2 separate regions of the Mus musculus genome follow, and region 1 is linked to region 2. Evidence: chromatin contacts called from ENCODE Hi-C or POLR2A ChIA-PET data. All regions are on one chromosome and are shown on one strand. Each heading gives the region's core, a stretch centred on a gene start or an enhancer-like site at or near the end of the contact. The rest is flanking DNA. Distances are from core to core; before and after follow the strand shown.

Region 1 (2,736 bases), core at 80-2,579, 35 kb after region 2:
CTAATCCTCAGAACCTGCAAACATGTCACCTTATATGACAAAAGGGATATTGCAGATACAATTATAAAAACGAGATTATCCTTACTATTCGTGTAGGCCCAGGAAAGTCATGAGAGAGGGATGCAGGAAATCACAGTTCTAGAAGTGAAGCCGGCAGCAGAAGGTTGGAGCCACGTGAAGAAGCAATCACAAGCCAAAGGATGTAGGCAGCTTCCAGATGCTTAAATGGCAAGGATTCTTCCCTGCGGCCTTCAAACAGCATAGACGTGCTGTGGTTTAACTCCATGACAGTGACTGCAAACTTCTAACCTTCAGAACTTCAAGCTACTAAGTGTGTTTTGAACCAATAAATCTGTGGGTGTTCATTATAGTGACAACCGGAAGCTAGTGCATTGGTAAACCAGCAGAATACACAGCTTGCACATGATCTCTTATATAAAGTCCTTCTTCATGCTCTGGGTTGAGGTATTTCCCTGTGAAAATTTTATTCCAACAAAAAGGGCTGGAAGCCATACTCTTTGCAAATGTGGACACATAGTAGATGCTGCTCCATTCACCCAGAAGGCAACCACAATAGAGCTACAATGAGAGCTACAGTAGAGCGACAGCAACACTTCTGTCCTTTGAAAGCCTAGAATCTGGTGTGAGAAACGGACGTACAACATGCAGTTGTAGCACCATACATGACTGCTTAGATGAAGGTGGGGCAGAGGACAATTCAGGAGCAGATGGAGACCCAAGAATACAGCTTCTCACTGCACAGAAGTCCCAGCACAGGAGATCTTAGCTTGATAAAGCAGTCAGAGGAAGGGAAACCCAAGAAAATGGAACCACATTTACCAAGTTGGGGCCAGGAGAACGTTCGGGGAACCACAGATTAACTGGATATGGACAGACAGAGACCAAGCTGAGATAGGCGGTTCCCGACTGCTTATAGACCACTGTTTCATGACTGCTTGCTAGGCCCCTTTTCAGTTCCTTTCAACTGCTGCAGGAAGGCTCAACCCAGATGGGGAGAGGCCTAAGGAAAGGAAGCCTTCTCTGACAGAAACAATAAAAATCACCATCACAGATTTAAAAAAAAAAAAACCAGCCCAGGCTAGTGCTGTGGGTTGAAGAACTCTGACCCCAATTATGCCTGGTTGCCTCTCACTTCCCTGGTCTCACAAACTCACAAAGCAGCAACACATTTCCAGAGACAGAGTCCCATGCTGGAGCAGCCAGCGTCTCTGGCTGGTCTCTAGTTTCAGCCATTCCTAGGTAGTTAGTCCCAGGGGCAGCAGTGAGCCACAGTACTATACCACACTGCATGCAGAAAACAGCTGCATCTTTGATAAAGCGTTGCACATGGTAACAAGTGGGTGATATCAGCTTGACCACAGGATGAGTAAATCTGCTTTATAAAGAAGATGGCTTGAGAGAGGAAGTAAGAATCAAGAAGAAGCAGAGAAAAGAAGCCGCAGCTTGAAAGGATGAAGGCAGCAGCTCCTCTGTGTCTGGGATGGCATCGCCAATATTTGAGAGTTTCCTAGGAATCCTGACCTTGGACAAGATCAGGTTGTGGGTGGCAGGGACCAGGGGGATAAACCTCTTTTAACCACTGATTCTAAGCCAGACGTTGTGACTCAAACCCGTATTCCTAGCACTCAGACTGGACCAGGAGGATTGCCATGAGTCTGAGGAGCCGGAACTATAGATGAGACCCTGTCTCAAAACAAGTCAACAAATGTAACAAACCTCTGATCTTGTCTGCAGTGTAAATCCAGGCCAAGGATGAGCATCAGCAGAGAGAGGTCACAGGAGGAACTCTAGTGAGTGCCAAGGGGGAAGATTTTGGAAATAATTTTTTTAACTTTCCACTGTTCCAGTATTGGGACTCTGAATCTGAGAAGCAAGTTTTTTTTCCTTTCTAAGCAATCAGATGAATAAGGAGAACTCTCTGTGCTTAGCAAGTCTGCGTTGGTGTGGGCCCACACTCGGCAGAACATGGTAGAGGGGGTAGGCAGAGTGATCAAAAACTGAGTCCCAGATGGCGCAGGCATGGAGATGGGGGCTGCAGCAGAGAGGGCAGTGTGCCAACCAGGAGAGAAAACTGATCCAAGGAAAGCCACAGGAGGGGCAAGGTGGACATGGGGTGGACACACAGCAGAATCCAGGACCCTTGCTGCTCTCCAGCCAGGGGTGCCACAGAAACGGCGGCTGGCCTCAGTCCACTAGGAGCGTGCAGGAGCTCTGGCTCAGCTACTCGCTGTCTGTACAGTCTTGGGCCGGTCACTTCCTCTCTCTGGAGCCATCTCATCTGGAAGGGTGGGTAGAGGGCCCATCCCATCTTTGGTAAATATCTAACACCTACGGAGAGATTGTTAGAACGTAAAAATTTAACAGCTCTCTACCCCAAATTCTACCAAAATATGTTCTTAACACCTGTTACCTGAAACTGTGCAGCTTTCTTATTGTGTCAGGGAGGAAGCTGGTAAGGAGACAGACATCGAGGCTTTCCAAGGAACCCACTAAGTAGGAGACATGCAGAATAAAGCCTCAAGAGAGTACCTTACATCCATACAAGGCTGAAGCCCACTGTCTGAGTCCATAAAAGCCCGGGGGGGGGGGGGGGTGGTGACATTTTCTGGCCAATGAAGATTCACTATGAACCCATCTTCCCCATGGTGTTATGTTCAGGGCTGTCCCACCACCTCTCCAAACTTATTTGACTCAAAGAACTTCAAAACCTCCCTT
Region 2 (2,700 bases), core at 169-2,668:
ACACCACCAGGAAGCACAGAGCTGGGACCACCATGACAATCACTTTGGATTTCATGTGGACAGCGAAATAGATGCTCCAGAGAAGGCAGGCGAAGCCCACATAAAAGAGTGCGTACCGGAAGCGGCGCTGGGTCTGCGGAAAGCAGCGCTCCAGGCAGGCCTCCTCCAGGTTCATGGAGTCGAATTTGGGGTCCCACCACCGGCTGGAGGCCCTCTCAAAAAGCTGGGGCAGCTTCTTCTGTCTGCGCAGGCGACCCCCGCCGCCAACCCTCCGGGGAAGGCCCCCTGAGTCTCCCGAGCTGCTACAGCTGGAGGAGATGCTGTACTTGCAGTGCTTCGGGTGGGTGTTGGAGGACAGCTGCTTAGGGTTGATCTTGACCCTCACGCTGTTGCTGTCTCCGCTTGAGTCGCAGCTCACCTCGGTGCTATGGTGATGCAGCAGCTGCTGGTGGGGTGAGGAAGCCATGTTGCCGAGCTCTTGGAACCTTTCCCGACCAGGTCAGGGGCACCTGCAGGCAAAACCAGCAGAATTAGAGCGGCCTGACTACACACACTCCCGGAGGGCCACGCGACCTGTGCTTGTCGCGAGTGCGAGCTCTGGCGAGCCACTTGGGAAGGCACCACCATATGTTCACCAAAACTGCCCATAACGGCGCATAAAAGCGCCAAGGCGAGCGAGAACCGCACGGGCCGTACCTGGTGCTCCCAGGGTTCTCGTGCCGCGGCCGCGCTGAGTCTTGGGTCCCCGGCAGCGCTGCGCTGCGCTCCCCTCGGGCGCCGTCGCCCGCTGGTGGCCTCTCCCCGTGCAACTCCAACTGCAGCTCCAGAGGGAAGTTCAGACCTTGAGCGCTCGGGGCACCGGGAGCAGCTTTCGCAAAAACAACTCGGGAGGCGAGCAGCGCTTCATCCTGCCGCAGCAGCGCCCGGTGCGTCAAAGCGCGCGGGCCAACCTGCGGCTCCTGCCGCGTTCCGTCCCCTTGCGGCTAAGCACCAGCGGGCTACCCTGCCCCGCGCCCCTGCTCGCGAGCTTGAGGAGCCCGAGGGCCGCCCGTCCGAGCGGCCGGTCTAGCAGGGCCTGCTGCCCGCAGCCGAACGCACCCCGGCCCAGAGCCGAGCTCGGGGCACTGCGCGGGCCCCTCCACAGACCGCCGTGCGGGCTGCCGCAGAGCCTGACTCCCGCGACGCCGGCTGGCCAGCACGCCGGTCGTCCGCACGCCGCGCCCACGCCCCAGGGGCCCTGCCTGAGCTACAGATGCCGCTGCGGCTGCGCCCGCCGCCCGCTCTCCCGCAGCCGCTGCCTCAGGTCGGAAGAGTAGCAGCCGCAGCCGCCGCCACCACCATCTCCGGCCCCCTCCTCCTCCCCCTCCCGCTGTCACTGACAGACGCGCGCCCGCGCCGCCCCTCTCCTCTGCCGCAGCGCGCACGCGCGGCCCGCGCACGTCACCGCCGGGTCCGGGACACGCGCACCAGCAGCGCGCCACCCCGCCTAGGAGCGCGCGCCCGGCTCGGGGCTGCAGCGGGGCGGGGCCGGGCGGACGCGCTCTGGGCGCCGCCCTCCGCCCTGGGCTGCTCCGAGCCTGGGCCGCCTGCTGTGGGCACCAGGCCTCCGCCTTCTTCCGAGGCCTTGGCTGCCTTTGACTACTTGCCCCGCAGCCTGGCCCCCAAGTCCGCACAGGAAGCATCTAAGCGCAGTTTACCTTTTGGATACATCGAAGTTTTCAGTCCCTGGCTTTGCTCGATTGTGACCTCCCTCCCATTCTGCCAGCAATGTAGGAGTGTTCCCAGTGGTGCTAGGCCCCTCTGAACTTGCTGGGGGATGGAAATGATCATCACCAGCCAAGCCACTTCTGATAGCTTCTAAAGTCGAGCACCACTGAGGACCACCTTTGCCAACCCCCTGGGGAAGTTATCTTCCCGACTTTGAAGATCTTTCATTCTTCACATGAACAACTGTTTTTCCCTCTCCACAAGGAAAACGTTCAAAGAAATCAGCTTCCCATTAATAAGTTCTACATTGGTCTGTGTAAACTCTGGCCTGAATAAACACAATTCTATATTCTCTGGTCGCACCCTGGCTGCCACACCGTACAGTGTTTTTCTGCAACCACAGGGGACTAACTGACCCTTCCTTCCCACAGCTCTCGGGGCCCATCCCAGGCATCCACAGTCACTGTGGAATTCAGGAATAGGAAGGTAAAATATAGACTATCTATACAACCGAATATTATTCGACTATAAAAATGAAGTACACTTGCTACAACCTCTGAAACACACTGGGTAAAAGAAACCAAACACAAGAGGCCACATATTGTATGATTGTATTAATGTGAAATGCCCAGAACAAGCAAATCTATAGAGAAAATACAGGTGATGGATGCCTGCGGTTGTATGAAGTACTAGGTATTGACTACACTATCAAGCCTGGGGGTTCCTTTTGGGGTGATGAAAACATCTGGAACTAGTGAGAACACAACGCCGTGGATTCTGTAGTAGGTATACTTCATGAACGTACTAGTGTCTTTGGATTGCTTTAATGATAAGTACAACTGCATAAATGGTAAGTTTTATGCAGTATGTATTGCACCACAATAAACAGGAACTTTTTAAAGTAAACGTGTCATTGTTGATATATTCCAGCTCAAAGTGCAAGATGTCCATCTAATTATGAGAAAACATCTGAGGAAGGAACTTAATCTGAAA

The links. A loop is a pair of places that touch in the nucleus more often than their neighbours do. ChIA-PET counts read pairs that join two places held with the same protein, here RNA polymerase II (POLR2A).
Region 1: a loop to region 2 is called in a map of left cerebral cortex, with 3 times the contacts of the local background. The contact joins the enhancer-like site here to the promoter of Adcy9 in region 2. A Hi-C loop is called at or near these places in 9 of 37 maps with a recorded cell type or tissue (T-helper 1 cell, T-helper 17 cell, adrenal gland and 2 more). POLR2A ChIA-PET finds 5 or more read pairs at or near these places in 2 of 5 experiments (Patski and embryonic stem cell).

What each region holds. Positions count from the first base shown.
Region 1 is chr16:4,454,571-4,457,306 of GRCm38, forward strand. No RefSeq gene overlaps it. Among named protein-coding and RNA genes, the nearest start is that of Adcy9, 35 kb to the left of the region's middle. Within about 2 kb of position 1,330, at least 1 of the 3 ENCODE cell types and tissues checked has a DNase peak (open chromatin) inside an H3K27ac peak, as active enhancers do; it is left cerebral cortex, where a contact is called at or near this core.
Region 2 is chr16:4,419,080-4,421,779 of GRCm38, forward strand. It overlaps Adcy9 (adenylate cyclase 9), which reads right to left and starts at 1,419. Exons shown (of 11, transcript NM_009624.3): 1 at 697-1,419; 2 at 1-509. The coding sequence starts at 466.